Linked DNA regions of Mus musculus: region 2 is linked to region 1. The links are chromatin loops, found by intact Hi-C in ENCODE. Cell type or tissue: left cerebral cortex. All regions are shown on one strand.

Region 1 (8,000 bases):
ATGTCAGTTAAATCACTGAAAATTGGGCATTGGAATTGAAAATTCAAGACTTGTCAAATACCTGGAAAATTTGGTATGGATTGCATGTTGAGATAATTTAATTGGATTAAATAAATTACATTCCAAAATTAACTTCAATTAATTTTTTAATTTTCAGAAATACGTTTTAAAGATTTCTATTTTATCTGTAAGTTCTATGTGTATGTCCAGTGTTCCATATGTGCAGAGTGCAGGAGGTACCCAAGGAGGCTAGAAGACAGCATTAGACCCTCTAGAACTGCAGTCACAATGGTGAGCTGCTGCACGCTGGTGCTGGGGTCTGACGTCCGGTCCTCAGTGAGAGCAGTATGGGCTCCTAACTGCTGAGCCTTTTCTCCAACCTCTCTTTTCTTTAAGAAAGAAAATGTGGTGATGCTGCTGAGACAGCTCACTGGTTAAGAGCACAGACAGCTAAGTATGTTGGTATGCATCTTCAATCCAGCATTTAGAAGGCAGAGATAGGTGGATCACAGTGAATTTGAGATCAGCTAGTCTACTGGCTATGTAGACAGCTCCAGAACTACGCACAGAAACCCTGTATTAAAAAAAGAAGGGGGCTGGAGAGATTGCTCAGAGGTTAAGAGCCCTGACTGCTCTTCCAGAGGTCCTGAGTTCAAATCCCAACAACCACATGGTGGCTCACAGCCATCTGTAATGAGATCCGATGCCGTCTTCCAGTGCATCTGAAGACAGTCACTGTGTGTGTGTGTGTGTGTGTGTGTGTGTGTGTGTGTGTAAATCTTTTTTTAAAAAAGGAAGAAGGACCGGGCGTGGTGGCGCACGCCTTTAATCCCAGCACTCGGGAGGCAGAGGCAGGCAGATTCCTGAGTTCGAGGCCAGCCTGGTCTACAGAGTGAGTTCCAGGACAGCCAGGGCTACACAGAGAAACCCTGTCTCGAAAAAACCAAAAAAAAAAAAAAAAAAAAAAAAAAAAAAAAGGAAGAAGGAAGGAAGGAAGGAAGAAAGGAAGGAAGGAAGAAAGGAAGGCACTCACTCAGTGGTCTTTCAGAGGACCTGAGTTCAGGTCTCAATACTTGTTGGGTGGTTCACAACCACCTTTAACTCCAGCTCCAGAGGATCTGACATCCTCTTCTGGCCTCCAGAGGCAAGCATGAACATGCCCAAAGCCACACAAATACAACTAACAAAGCCTAAAAGTAAAATAATTTTTAAAAGGCATGAGAAACATGGCGCGGCACTGCACATTCGAGATTCCACACTCCGGAGGCCAGAGCGGGAGGCTCTCGACTTTGAAGTCAGTGTTGGCTGTACAGACGGAGGATCTAAGAGGGTTACAAAACTTTAAGTGTTATGTGATGAGAGGCTAAAGAGAAATGTCTCAGCAGTTAAAAGCCCTAGCTGTGCCAGGCATGGTGGCACACGCCTTTAATCCCAGCACTTGGGAGGCAGACGCAGGCGGATTTCTGAGTTCAAGGCCAGCCTGGTCTACAAAGTGAGTTCTAGGACAGCCAGGGCTACCTGTCTTGAAAAACCAAATACACACACACACACACACACACACACACACACACACACACAAAAGCCCTGGCTGCTCTTGTCTTGAGGGGGACCCACTTCTCAGCACTGGGGTACACAGATTCACATGCAGGTAAAAATACTCAGATACAGAAAACAAAATTAAACATTTTCATGTCAGGGTTTCTGTGTAGTCCTGGCTGTCCTGGAACTCACTTTGTAGACCAGGCTGGCCTTGAACTCACTGAGATCTGCCTGCCTCTGTCTTGGAGTCTTGGCTTTAAAGGTGTGGGCCATAACTGTCCAGCTAATAAATACATCTTAAAAAAGAAAAAGAAAGCAGCTGTGTGATGGATCAGGTAGGAAGTAGCTCAGTTTGCAAAGTACTTTTGCTGGGCAAACATGAAGACCAGAATTTGGACCCTCAGAACCCAGGTAGAAAGTCAGGGCTGGCAGTGTATTCCTGAGCCCCAACCCAGAGCTAAGACGCTGGGGCTGTGGATCAGCCAGCCATGTCTTGCCTGTGATCCCCAAGTCATAGTGACAGAGACTCTGTCGTCAAACAAAGGTGGAGACTCCTGAGCAAGGACAGCTGAAGTTGACTCTTGGCTCTGTCTGCATGAAGCTGTCCACACAGGTGACCACAGAGACACACACACAGACACACACCCACACACACACAGGTATACACAGACACACACACAGACACACACACAGACACACACAGACACACACAGACACACACACACACACAGAGACACACACAGACACAGACACACACACAGAGATACACACAGACACACATGCACACAGACACACACACACAGACACACACACAGACACACACACAGACACACACACAGACACAGACACACACACACACACAGACACAGACACACACACAAACACTTGGAGATGGATAGGTAGATGAATGATCGGATAGTTGAGTAGAAGGATAGTGGGTGGACGCCTGTACACGTGCGCACCATGTCCGTGCTATCTACCAACTGTGGGTGTATCAGTGTGTAGACAGACTGTTGAGGGAAACTGCAACATTCTCTCTTAGAATGAGACCTGAGGAGATAGATCTGCTGGGGTAAAGGCTGGAGAGATGCTAGGACAAGGTATCCCTCCAGCCACAGAAGGGAGCCCTGGGGAGGGATGTCACCTTGGGCCTTGAGTGGGGACATCCGGAGACATGCCTATCCCTAGTGACCCACACAGGGGATGGCAGCTCTGACTTAGACCTCAGTATCATTTCTTAACATCTTCTAGTTGAGCCATCAGACCCTTCCCCCAGCACAGTGTTGTGCCACTTTGCTGATGGAGTTCACACGTGGGAAAGGCAGGTCACTGGGTCATGAGGTCATGTATCCAAAGAATCAGGCCACTGTCACCTTCAGAGAGCCCAGCCTTTCCATTAAAATCCAGTAATTGCCAAAAATACCAGGAGAGCTCAGCCTGCGAGAGGCAGGGCTCCCCAGAGGGTGAGGCTGGGGCTCCAATCCTGAGACAGGGAGGAGGAACCTGAATGGGGTGGGGAGGGGGGAGGGTAGGGATGAGTCTGGGTCCTGGATCTGAGGGATGCAGCTGGAGCTCTAGGACCCAGACAGATGAGAATGCACATTTAACACGCCAGTCCTGGAAACGGATGAGAAAAGGGCAAGTTCCGGGAGGGGGAATTCCACTGTCTCCATGAGTACTGTACAGTCCCTTTCGGGAGGAAATGACGACCTCGAATCCACCTGGTGGGGTAAGAGGCGGGCAGTTGACACCCCAAGCTGCCCTCCCCACCTCCTGTCCCTCCTCTAATCAGCCAGTCCATCTTGGGGTGGGTGGGTGGTGTGGCAGAAACCCCACCTGCTCTCCACCCTGATTGCTCCATACCGCTCACACCCAGCCCTGCTTCCCTGAGCATCTAGGCACAGGGCTCAAGGCCACGTTGAAGCCCCACACGTGTCACTACTCAAGAGGGATGGCCTGGCCCACGACTGGTGGACAATGAAAGAGATGCTCAGAACAAGATAACCTGGGTCTGCGAAGGCTGCCTGGCCACAGAGGAAATGGGTAGAGGTGGGCAGGTAGGCAAAGAGCAGGAGCATTAAGGACGCCCAGGGATTAACTGGGAAGTGAGGGTATGAGCCAGAGCATGGGGCCTGGGTCTATCTAGTCTGAGGAAGGAGGTCCAGGGTTTGTGGGTCTAGTCTGAGAGAGGAGGTTTGGGGTTTGGACTCATGAATCTGACCAGGAAAGTCCAGGTCTGGATCCATAAGCCTGAGGGAGAGGAATTTCCTGTGTGCCAGAGATGAGACAAGCTCAGCCTGTTCCAGATGTGGGTGTGGCATTTTCGGGGGGGGGGGAGGGGAAGAGGTGTCTTGGGACAATGATCAAGGTGCTAACTCTCCATCTACTCCGTGGCGCGCAGGAATTGTCTTAGCACCATTCTTGCCTCTCCCTGTCCCAGTCTTCTGCCAAATGCAGGGACCAGCCAAACCAGCCCTGCCAGTTAGGCACCCCCTCCCCATGTCCCCCTTCCCCTGCCCCCTCCCCCTCCCCTTCCTCTCCTTTCCCTGTAGTGTCTCCAGCAAGGCCCAGCCCAAAAGAAAAGAGTGCGTAGGCGACTCAAGTGGGAGAACAGGACGCCCCAACTCCTGGCTCAGCCTTCTGCCTCCTGGGCCACCCATCCCCGCCCCCCTCTGCCTTCAGCACCCCCTTCTTCCTCAGCTCTTGGTTCCCCAAAACCTGTTATACTAAACTTCCACCTCCCTCCTTCTCCCTGTTCACTGTGCACTCAGCACACGCTCCGTGGAGCACCTGCTATGTGCTGGGCTCTGGGCTCTTGGACAGACTGGGAGAAGAAATGTTAATGAATTAGATGATGACCCAGAAAGAACGAGGCAGGAGGATCCCTGCAAATTTCAGGCCACCCTGGGTTACTTGGTAAATTCAATACCAGGCAGAGCTCTGGAGTAGGACTTGGTCTTGAAAGCTCAAAAACTTCCAGCTAGGAGGTGGAGGCAGAAGTTCAATGTTATCCTCTCCTCTATAAAGTTCTAGGCCTGCCTGAGCACATGAGACCCTATTTTAAAACAAAAACCCCACCAGTGAAGCTAAAGAGATGGCTTCACGGTTAAAAGCAGGTATTGCTCTTGCAGAGGAGCCAGGTTCAGTTCCTCGAATCCATGCTCTTAACTGCTCGTGACTCCAGCCCCAAGAGTCTGGCACCCTCTTCTGGCCTCTTGAACACCTGCGCTCATGTGCACATAACCCAACACAAATGCAAGTAAACAACAACAACAGCAACAGCCTAAAAACCTCACTAAATTTAAATTTCTTCTGTTACAGCAGCTACACATTATTTATGCAATGGTGATAAAGAAAGACACCTGAGCTGGGCGTGGTGGCGCACACCTTTAATCCCAGCACTTGGGAGGCAGAGGCAGGAGGATTTCTGAGTTCGAGGCCAGTCTGGTCTACAGAGTTCCAGCACAGCCAGAGCTACACAGAGAAACCCTGTCTCAAAAAAACAAAAACAAAAACAGAAAACAAAAAACAAACAAACAAAAAAAAAGAAAGACACCTGACATCACACAAATTGATATCACATGACTATAGTGGAGGAAGATGTGGGGTGGCTGAGTGGGCTGGTCTGTGCACCTGGACAGTTTTAGGTGGGGACATTTGGGAAAAGGTAACCTTTGGAGTCAGAACATAGACTGTGGCTGACTGGAGACATGATATAGGCATGGGGAAGGGCCAGTGTGGAGGGCCTGTGGTCAGAGGGACCCAGAGACCTGAAGGGAGGTGGGAGTTGGTGTTGCTACGGCCAAGGACAAATGGAGAAGCAGAGCTGTGTGTCAGTTATAAATGACATCCATTTCTCAAATGAAAAAAAAGAAAAGTAAAGATTCTATTTTTGCTGGGTGTCACATGTCTTGTAACGCAGAGGTGGAGGATCCCTGCAAGTTCAAGGCCAACCAGGGCTTCATAGTGAGCTCCTTAATAATAATTTTAAAAAGACATTTTTATTTTTTAAATTAGACATATGTGTGTGTGTGGATATGAGCGCAGGTGCCTTCAGAGGCCAGAAGATGAATTAGATGATTTTGTCGGGTCCCCTGGAACTGGAGTTACAGATCAGTGCAAAACAGGGGTGCTGGGACCAAGCTTGGGACCTCTGCAAGAGCAATACACAATACGTGCTCTTTTTTTTTTTTTTTTAAGACTAGATAATGTTTTCAATACAACTAGCGGTGTACATCTTTTTTTTTTTTAAACAATCTTTTTATTTGATTTTTTAAACATTTTTTAATGTTAAAATTTTTAATTAGGTATTTTCTTCATTTCTATTTCAAATGCTATCCCAAAAGTCCCCCATACCCCCCCCCACTCCTTTACCCACCCACTCCCACTTCTTGGCCCTGGTGTTCCCCTGTACTGAGGCATAGAAAGTTTGCAAGACCAAGGGGCCTCTCTTCCCAATTATTGTCGACTAGGCCATCTTCTGCTACCTATTCAGCTAGAGACACGAGCTCTGGGGGACTGGTTAGTTCATATTGTTGTTCCACCTATAGTGTTGCAGACCCCTTTAGCTCTTTGGGTACTTTCTCTAGCTCCTCCATTGGGGGCCATGTGATCCATCCACTGTGAGTATCTACTTCTGTGTTTGCCAGGCACTGGCATAGCCTCACAAGAGACAGCTATATCAGGGTCCTTTCAGCAAGATCTTGCTGGCATATGCAATGATGTCTGTGTTTGGAGGCTGATTTTGGGATGGATCCCCGGGTATGGCAGTCTCTAGATGGTCCATCCTTTCGTCTCAGCTCCAAACTTTGTCTCTGTAACTCCTTCCATGGGTGTTTTGTTCCCAATTCTAAGAAGGGGCAAGGTGACCACACTTTGGTCTTCGTTCTTTTTGAGTTTCATGTGTTTTGCAACTTGTATGTTGGGTATTCTAAGTTTCTGGGCTAATATCCACTTATCAGTGAGTACATATCATGTGAGTTCTTTTGTGATTGGGTTACCTCACTCAGGATAATGCCCTCCAGGTCCATCCATTTGCCTAGGAATTTCATAAATTCATTCTTTTTAATAGCTGAGTAGTACTCCATTGTGTAAATGTACCACATTTTCTGTATCCATTCCTCTGTTGAGGGACATCTGGGTTCTTTCCAGCTTCTGGCTATTATAAATAAGGCTGCTACGAACATAGTGGAGCATGTGTCCTTCTTACCAGTTGGAACATCTTCTGGATATATGCCCAGAAGAGGCAATACGTGCTCTTATCCACTGAGCCGTCTCCCCAGATCCCGTAATAATAAAACATATTATTAGTGCATCAATGATGCTTGGTGGAGCACACCTGTGATTGGACCACCTGAGAGCCTGAGGCCAGGAGATCTTAAGATCAAGGCCGGCCTGGCTGCCTAACTGGGTCTGAAAAGAGCAAATTGTATGTGGGCCTATAGCTCGTGACTGAAAATACCAAATCATGGGGGGAGGGGGAAATAAGGCAGGTGGAAGACTGAGGGGTTTTCAGAGATGGGGGCATCTACATTTCCAATAAAAACCGAGAGTGGGTGGGGGGTGGGTGGGCAGCACAGCGGTCGCACGCACTCGCTGCTCTGGAGGACCGGAGTTTGGTTCCTAGCATCCACAACCTGGTGTTCCCACCCACCTGTAATTCCAGCTCCAGGATTTCTGACACTCTTCTGACCTCTAGTTGGCACTTATGCACAGGGGCATACCCCCATGCAGATGGACACATAAACAAATAACACAATAATGTCACCAGCTTTTTAGGTGGTGACAAAGGAAGTGGGGCAGAATGGGGTAGAAGGAAGTAGCTCAAGAAGGCAGAGTACCAGGGGGAGACAGGATTGTAAGGCTAAGCCCCACGGCGGGCAGAACAGAGCGCAGCCAACCCCTGCCCAGCCCTTCTCTCTATCTCGGAGAACTACTTTGTCCCGGCAGAGGGAAACTGAAAGTTTGCCTCTGTCCAGGCCAGCACCGTCACAGGGACACATACATACCCAGGAACACCAGCCCAGGGACACCCACCCAGGAACAAGCTCCCTATGATGACAGCATACTTGTTCAGTTCTGGCCAAGAGACCAAGATAGCTACTTATTAACTGCCTGGAAGTTCTCCTGAGCCCCACCCCCACCCCCCAGCTCACAGAGGCAGACATGCCACAAGGGTGCTACCTGCCCATATTTTTGCTGGTGTCAGGCTATTCTAGTCCTCCAATGAGAGCAATGGATAGGGCAAAAACGTTGACTTGTTCCTGACAAATGAGGTTGTTTCTGCTTGGAAAGCCTTTCTGCTCCTAAGGCAGGCTGTACAGTTCGTATTGTCTCTTCAAGACCTGGCCCTTCCCAGAAATGAACATTACATCTTGGCACCTTGAACCGAAGGCTCCTGTGATCCTTAGCATTCAGTGGAAGTAATAAAAAGTCAGGACTGGGCTGTGAGGCACACGCCT
Region 2 (8,000 bases), 230 kb after region 1:
CTAGAAGAGAATCTTTCTTTCTTTCTTTCTTTCTTTCTTTCTTTCTTTCTTTCTTTCTTTCTTTCTTTCTTTCTTTCTTTCTTTCTTTCTTTCTTTCTGGTTTTTCGAGACAGGGTTTCTCTCTATAGCCCTGGCTGTCCTGGAACTCACTTTGTAGATCAGGCTGGCCTTGAACTCAGAAATCCACCTGCCTCTGCCTCCCAAGTGCTAGGATTAAAGGCGTGCGCTACCACGCTCAGCTTGCTAGAGGACAATCTTGAGTGTTGTGTACCTTGTTTTGTGAGACAGTCTCTCACTGGCCTGGAACTCATGAGGCTAGGCTGACGGGGCAGCAAGTCCCATGAGTCCTCCTGTCTCAGTTTCCCCAAAGCGGGGATTGATGTGTGTGCTACTACACCCATCATTTTACATGCATGCCAAGGACTGAACTCAGGTCCTTCTGTTGCAAGGCTCTGTGCCAACTGAGCCATCTCCCCAGTCTATCATTTAGGGCCAATGCTGTTTCTAGACAAGGCAGGACCCAAGAGTGGGAATAACATTAAATCAGGAGTTGAGACGTGGGGGGAATGGGGGACAACATGTCCTACCAATTCTAAAACATGTTCTCTGGCACCTAGCAGTTTGGCTTTGTGGCCCAGCCCTGTTGCCAACAAGCCATACATGTATGTAACCTTGGGCTAATTTCTTAACTTGCAGACCTCAGTTTCTTCATCTGTGAAATGGAGACAATTAGGTCCCATGCTGACTGAATGAACAGAAATGAGTGAAGTGTGCTAGTTGGTATTTCTCACTGCATTTGTGGCCGATGTCACTTCTGGAAGTTTGGTGTTTACCCTCTGGAATACAGAGGCTCCTAGGAGCAAAGCTCTCTGGAGTGTCTTCTGAGCATCTCTGAGCATAGACACTGGCTGCTACTCTAGGGCCACAGGTGTAGTCCTCATTTTCCTTTTCTGTACAAGGGCAGTAGTGGCTGTCCCCACCTCGGAGGGCTCTGGTGTCCTCAAGTGAAATATTGTACAATTAGGGCCGAGAAAATGGCTAAGTTGGTAAAGAGCTTATCTCATAGTGTGAAGACCCAAGCCCCAAACCCTGAACCTAAAAAAGAAGCCAGGCATGGTAGTGCATGCCCATAACTCCAGCCCTGGGAAGGTGGGAACAGCAGGGTCCCTGGAGCTCACTGGCCAGCCAGTCCAGCAGAATCAGGGAGCCTTAGATCCCAATAAAAGACCCTGAAAGCAAGATGGACTACTGCTGAGACTGACAGCTGAGATTCTCCTCCAGCCTCCAACCACATAGGTAAGCACACTGGAACACACATGTACACCTACACACATAAACATGCAGAGAGCCAAGAGTATGATGAGAGACACTGGGGGCCCCAGGCAGTGTCCTCGGCTCCTCCTTTGGGGGGGTGTGTGGCCTGTGTGCAGGACTGCAGTGCCAGGTGGGCCCTCAAGATGGGTATGGTTAAGTACTGCACTCACATCAGTGGGACCCTTGCAGCCTTCTCCTAAAGGGAGCCAGGCACAGAGACTCAGCGATGCCCAGACAATACGTCCTTCTCCTTCACCTGCAGGCTGTCTGGCTCCATCCAGAAGACCCACCAGGGCTCCGTTCCTTTGCAGAAGGTCCTGGTAGGAGCCCATCTCTGCGATGGTCCCATTGGCCAGCACCAGGATCCGGTCAGCCTGGGGCAGGACGTGCAGCGTGTGTGTTACAAGGATCCGAGTCTGGGCAGGGAAGGGCAGAAGTTACGCACGCTGGAGGGTCCCCAGGTCAGGGAGTGGGAATGCCCTTTCCTATGTACCTGCACTTCTTCTGGAGACTACTATATCTGAAGAGAATAGTGGGGGTATTGCAAATTTAGAAGATGTGGGCTTAAGGCCAACCTTTGAGAGCTTCTCATTCTAATGGGGTTATGGGGTCATCTGAGAAACTCACCTTTGGTTCAAAATATAACAAGTGGAAATACATTTAAAAAAAAAATTTTTTTTTGAGTCAGGGTTTCATGTAGCCCAGGCTGGTCTTCAAATCACTCTGTGGCCAAGTGTTCTAACTGCCTTTCTGTTGCTGTGACAAACACGGTGACCAAAAATGCAACGTAAAGGAGGACAGGATTTATTTGGGTTATACTTCCAGGTCACAGTCCATCACCGAGGGGAGTCCAGGCAGGCAGGCCTGCTTCCTATTCCATGTGGTATTACCTCCAACCGGGGCACTCACACCCAGCCCAGGAACTACAGAGGAGACATGAGGGTGTGGCTGGTTGGGTGGCACCCTCAAAGGACCACGCTTAGCTAGCTACATTGTGCAGCCCAGGACCATGTGCCTAGAGACAGTGGTTGTGGTGTCCACAGTGGACTGGGCTCTCCTGCATCAGTTAACAGACATGCCCAAGGGCCATTCTGATCTAGGAGATTCCTCAATCAAGGTCTTCCTCGCAGATGACTAGTCTGCGCTAACTTAACAGTTAAAGCTAGCCAAGCCATCAAGGATAACCTTAAATTTCTGATTATCCTGCCTCTGCCTCCCAACAGGTAGGATTACAGGCATACACCATGGCACTGGTTCATGAATGTGGGGGTGCAACTCAGGGCTCTGTGCATGCAATACTACCACTGAGCCATATACCATCCTGGGAATGCATTACACTTAATACGCCGAGCACCAGGCTCTGCCACAAGGTACTTCTCGGAGCTTGCTTCTTTCTCCTCAAGATGCATAACATATGGAGCCCCAGTTCACAGCCACAACTAGCATTGTGAGAAAGTATTGGGACTCCAGGGAAGGATCAAAATCTATAGATCTTAAAAAATTGAATGTGTACCAATTTTAGACCATCATAAAGTTGAAACATTATGGGTAGTTTAACTACACATTTCCTGAGAAAAATATAAGTGCAAGCCACTGATTTGGGAAACTGTTACACAGCATTGTTGCAGGAAGAGCTGACTGATACAAAGAAGAAAACTGGACTCAAGAAGGGCTGATGAGATGGTCCTTGGCTAGGACAGAACTCTCAGGACTTCCTCAGCTTCACTTACCGTACCCTGGAGCAATCCACTGGGCCCGATGACCTGTTTGAAGACCTGCTGGCTGACGTGGGCATCCAGCGCTGCCAGGGGGTCATCCAGCAAGTAGATGGCAGCCTTTTTGTACACAGCCCGAGCCAAGCTCAGCCGCTGCTTCTGGCCCCCAGAAAGATTCATGCCCTGGGAACAGGAGGGAGACAGGGACTCAGATGCACATCTGCTGGGGACATCAGAATGACCAGGGGGTGGCAGGGCAGTGGTGGAGCACACCTTTAATCCCAGTGCTTGGCAGGCAGAGGCAGGTGGTTCTGTGAGTTCCAGGACAGCCAGGGCTACAGGGTGAAACAATGTCTCAGAAAACAAAAGTAGGACAGCAACACAACAGAATGACATAGGCAAGGGACAACCCTGCTCACTCAGCCAGTGGCAGCTCAAGGTGCCTTGGGTCACCCTTGGCTGGAAACACTGAGCCAGCACCCTTGCTGGCTTGAGCCTGCTCCCTCCCCCTTCCAGCCTCCCTTCCAGAGGCACTGTGTGCACTGTTCTTCATCTCCCCTTCCAGGTTATGACTCCCCCCAGTCTCTGCCCAGTGTTTCTTCCCTCTTCTCCACAGCTGACATGTGCATTGAGGACACCACTTACTCCCCGTCGCCTTACACATCCAGTCCTTATTTTCACCCATCCATTTATTCAGCCAATGCTCACCCATTACTGCTCTACTGGGGTATGCCTGGCTGTAGGGCTCTAGCAGTGAGGAACCCGCTCCCACACTTTCTGACCCTTTCTAATGAGTGTGCACTGGGAAAGGTGCTGAGGGCAGGCCTGCCCTTGAAGGTGACAGTAGGAGGGGGCATATCCCTGTGTGTCCCTCTGGGAAAGAGCATGTATGTAGGCCCTGGACTATGAGTGTGCATGATGGGGTCCTGTAGCTGGAGAGAGGACCAGGGACATATGACCAGAGAGGAAGGAGAGCAAGAAATAGGCTCACATGGAAGCTTTTATGGGGATGGTCAAAACTTTTGCTCTGACTCTGAGGGAAATGGGGAAACCTGAGAGTTCTGGGAAGAGGGACTAGGTGAGGACCTGTTGGCACAGTGCTTTCTACCCCCTAGGCTGGGATCCGTCTAAAGGGAGAAGGAATGGAAACTTAGGGGGCCTGAGCCAGGTGTGGCACACGCTTGTCATCTCAGCACTCAAGAGGCTGAGGCAAAAGGATCAAAAGTTCTAGACCCCAGGAAGGCATGGTGGTACATAATCCCAGCACTCAGGAGGCAGAGGCAGACAGATATCTTTGAGTTAGAGGCCAGCCTGGTCGACATAGCAAGTTCTAGGACAGTCAGGACTATTACACAAAGAGACACTGTCCAAAAAAGAAAAATGGAACCCCCTCCCCAAATGTCCTAGGCCCCATTTCAAACAAAAACAAAGTAGGGGCTGTAGCTCCGAAGTGAAGCAGTTGCTCAGAATCTGCAAAGGGCTGGGTCTGATCCACAGGATGGAGCCTCAGTTCCCTAATTCAGGGCCCAGCCCGCTCTTTCCAGGATGGGTCAGGAAGTAACTCTTGTAAAGTTTGAGGGCCATTTGATGTCTGTCGCAGTTACCCAGCTCTGACATCTGAGAGCAAAAGTAGTCATAGACTGTGAGTCACTGGATAGATGGTTGTGTCCCAATAAAACTTTATTTACAAAAACAAGTAGTGGGCCAGATTTGGTCCTTAGCACATATTTTTTGATTCTGTTGGTTCTATAGCTTCAGATGCCTGTGTCCTGTGTGGGGACCATCTCTGCTCAGATACATTGGTGAGGCCAAGAGAGGGGAAGCAGACTCATTAACATCACCCAGCAGGCACTCCGCTCTCCCTTTGTCTTAGTTTCTCCTCAATAACTGAACAGTGCTGTATGTTTGGCCCTGAACTGGGGTCTCTTTCCCTCCCCCCTTTCTGTCCCTATTCTCCCCCATCTTCCTGCCCTCAGGTCAGGGAGACATAAGATCCCAGGGTCTCCTCACCTGCTCCCCTATTGGGGTGTGAACTCCTGCAGGGAAGCTGGCCACATCAGACCCCAAGGCACAGGCATCTAGAACTTTCTGCAACCAGGGCAGGTCCAGCTCTTGCCTGAAGCACACATTCTCCACCACAGAGGTATTCTGGACCCAGGCCTCCTGAGGCACGTAAGCCACGGAACCCTGAAACACTTCTTACTGTTGGTAGTTCATAGGAGAGTAGGGAAACTGGGTGCTCAGAGGGAGGGAGGCTGAGCCAGTGAATGGAGGGCTCTTGGCTGTGAGGGGAAGACACGCATGCAGCATCTCTGAAAATACACCTTAGCGGCCGGGGCAGGGAGGAATGGGGACGGTCTTACCTCAATGCTCACAGACCCTTCTACCTTCAACAGCTCCCCAAGCAGGGCAGACAGCAGGGAGGACTTCCCAGCCCCCACTGGACCCACAACAGCCAGCAGACAGCCCTGGGGCACGGTGAGGTTGATCCTGACAACACAGGGGAGATGCAGCCCTAAAGGCCCAGCCTGGGTGTGTACAGAAGCAGGCAATTCCAGACACACCCACCCCATCCGGCTACTCAGACCTTGGGGAGACCATTAAGAGAATATACAGGGCCTCTCCTGCCTGATTCGTGTTTGGCTATCTGAACTGCCTTTCTTCTGCCGTCTGAGCACATCAGATGTGCCTGCCACATAAACACTTACGGACATGCCACAGACATTAGTATACACAGTCACGTGCATAGCTAGTATGCAAATGTAAGTACATGTGTGTGTCTACATGTTTGCCACTGTATGCATATCCATGCACACATATACACACGTGCACACACAGAGGGGATCATGGCATGCTAGCTTGGCTGCAGTAGTGTCTTACTCAGGCCTTTGCAATGCATGCCTTGCTGCTCTCCCCACCTCTGCCCCAGTTTACTCCTGCCCATCTTCTGAAGTCAGCCCTTACCCAGAAGCCACAGGGACCTGTGAAAGAGCAAGTCAGGGCTGGGTGTGGTGATGTCCACCTCTAATCCCAGCACTAGGGAGCCAGAGGCAGGTGGATCACTGAGTTTGAAGCCAGCCTGGGCTATAGAATGAGAGTCAGGCCAGCCGAGACTACACAATGAGACCCTGTTTCAAAAAACCAAACCAGTTCATAACCCTTCCAAGCTTCGACAGAGTCAGAAGGAAGTTCTGGTGAGTATGAGTTACACTCAGCCGTGCTCTTAGTGCTCCCGCTTCTGCTTCTGCTTCCGCTCCTTCCTCTATCTTCCTCTTCCTTTTTCTTTTTTCTCTTCCTCTTTCTTCCTCCCTCCCTCCCTCTCTCCCGTCCTTCCTTCCTTCCTTCCTTCCTTCCTTCCTTCCTTCCTTCCTTTTTCTTTCTTTTTTCTTCAAGACAGGGTTTCTCTGTGTAGCCCTGACTGTCCTGGAACTCATTCTGTAGACCAGGCTGGCCTCGAACTCATGAGATCCTCCTGCCTCTGCCTCCCAAGTGTTGGGATTAAAGGCGTGCACCACCACCTTAAGCTTAGTGCTTCTTAAGCATAGCCCAGTGGCTTTCAGCAGGGGTGACTTTGCCTTAGTTGGGTGGGGTCATTTGGCAACATCTAGAGGTGTTTTTGTCCCGTGGCTGATTGGGGATGGAGTTCAGAAGCTCTTCTGCCAAACATTCTACAAGGCCCAGGGCAGCCAGCGGCGAGGACTTCTCAGCCCAGATGGCCACGGGGTGAGACCACAGGGTGAGACTGAGAGAGCCTGAGCCTCCTATGCTTCTGCCTCACAGTGTTTGCTTTTGGTTTCCCTGCTGTTCAAAGAGCCTTCCCCTGACCTCTGTTATACCCTCAGCTGGAATGCCAACCTACCCACATCACCAGCTTTGCCCCTTCCCCAGACTTTCCACTTGTGTCCCATGTCCATCCAATGTTACCCCAAGAGAGCAGAGCCCCAGCGTTCCCTCTGTCCCAGCATCCAGAAAAGAGCCTGTGCACAGCAAGCGAGTGCTCGGTAGCCACCCCTGAGAGTATGGATAGAGTTGGACACACATGGCCAGACTTTCTTTCTCTTTCTGAGGTATCTTGGGGCTGGGTGGCAATTGAAACTGATACAAGAGGCACAGAAGGAGGTCACAGCTGGTGAGGTTGGGCCTCAAGACTCCTCTTGGTCAGGTGGGAAACAGAGGTGTGTCTCCTGCATGATGGGGGATGCTCTGTGGGGTACCCTATGCCCCCTCTATAGGGCTGCGGCATGCAAGAACCCTTGCCTCCATGCACAGAACCCTGGCCTGGCCTGGCCTAGCCTATCCTCCAGGTCCAGGTAGGACAGTTTCTCATAAGCCAAGAGAATCTCTGTGGGGTTTCATACCCGTGCAGGCAGGGTGGGCTCTCCTGGGACCAAGCGAAGGTGCCATTGTGTACAGAAATTCGATCCTTCGAGGCTACAGGACACAGGAAGACAGTTACAGGGCTGGTACTAACTGCCCTCCCGGCATCCCAGTGCTCAGTGTTCAAGGCCTCGAAGGCTCCATCAACAAAACATCTTTTCAGCCAGAAGCTTTACAAGGCCCTGGCCCTGCTATCTACTTACTTGACAGCAATCCTACAACAATGACATTGTAATTCAGGGACAAGTGGCCTCATCCAGGGGTTCAAATCCTACCTGCTGCCTTTTTTTTTTTAAATAAATAAGGTTTGAACGAGGTGTTGTGGCTCATGCCTGTAATCCTGGCACCTGGGAGGTTGAGACAGGAGGGTGATGAGTTGGAGGCTAGCCTGGGCTACAGAGTAAATGTGATGCCAGCTTGGGCTATATATGAAGATCATCAATAAAGGTATTTATTTATGTATTTAAGTAAATAAATAAGTAATCTCAGTGTGATGGTTTGTGCCTGTAATCTCAGTATTTGGATGGTGGAGGCAGAAAGATCATGAGTTCAAGTCCAACCTTAGCCTCGTAATAAGTTCAAGGCCAGTCTGGT

The links. Hi-C counts contacts between places; a loop is a spot of excess contacts. Peaks named below come from ENCODE experiments on the same cell type or tissue, not always from the same donor. Only the 100,000 strongest peaks of a DNase experiment are listed, where the experiment ranks them.
Region 2: a loop joins it to region 1, with 2.5 times the contacts of the local background. A loop is called at or near these places in 2 of 42 quality-filtered maps.

What each region holds. Positions count from the first base shown.
Region 1 is chr7:45,762,960-45,770,959 of GRCm38, forward strand. Gm39009 (a long non-coding RNA gene) reads left to right here and starts at 2,394. Exons shown (of 2, transcript XR_882070.1): 1 at 2,394-3,268. In left cerebral cortex, a CTCF peak has its summit at 4,767 (motif pointing left); no DNase peak of the experiment used is centred here.
Region 2 is chr7:45,993,611-46,001,610 of GRCm38, forward strand. Abcc6 (ATP-binding cassette, sub-family C (CFTR/MRP), member 6) reads right to left here. Exons shown (of 31, transcript NM_018795.2): 15 at 7,388-7,460; 16 at 5,393-5,519; 17 at 5,040-5,216; 18 at 3,045-3,212; 19 at 1,571-1,730. Among named protein-coding and RNA genes, the nearest start is that of Gm45983, 26 kb to the left of the region's middle. In left cerebral cortex, no CTCF peak of the experiment used is centred here; no DNase peak of the experiment used is centred here.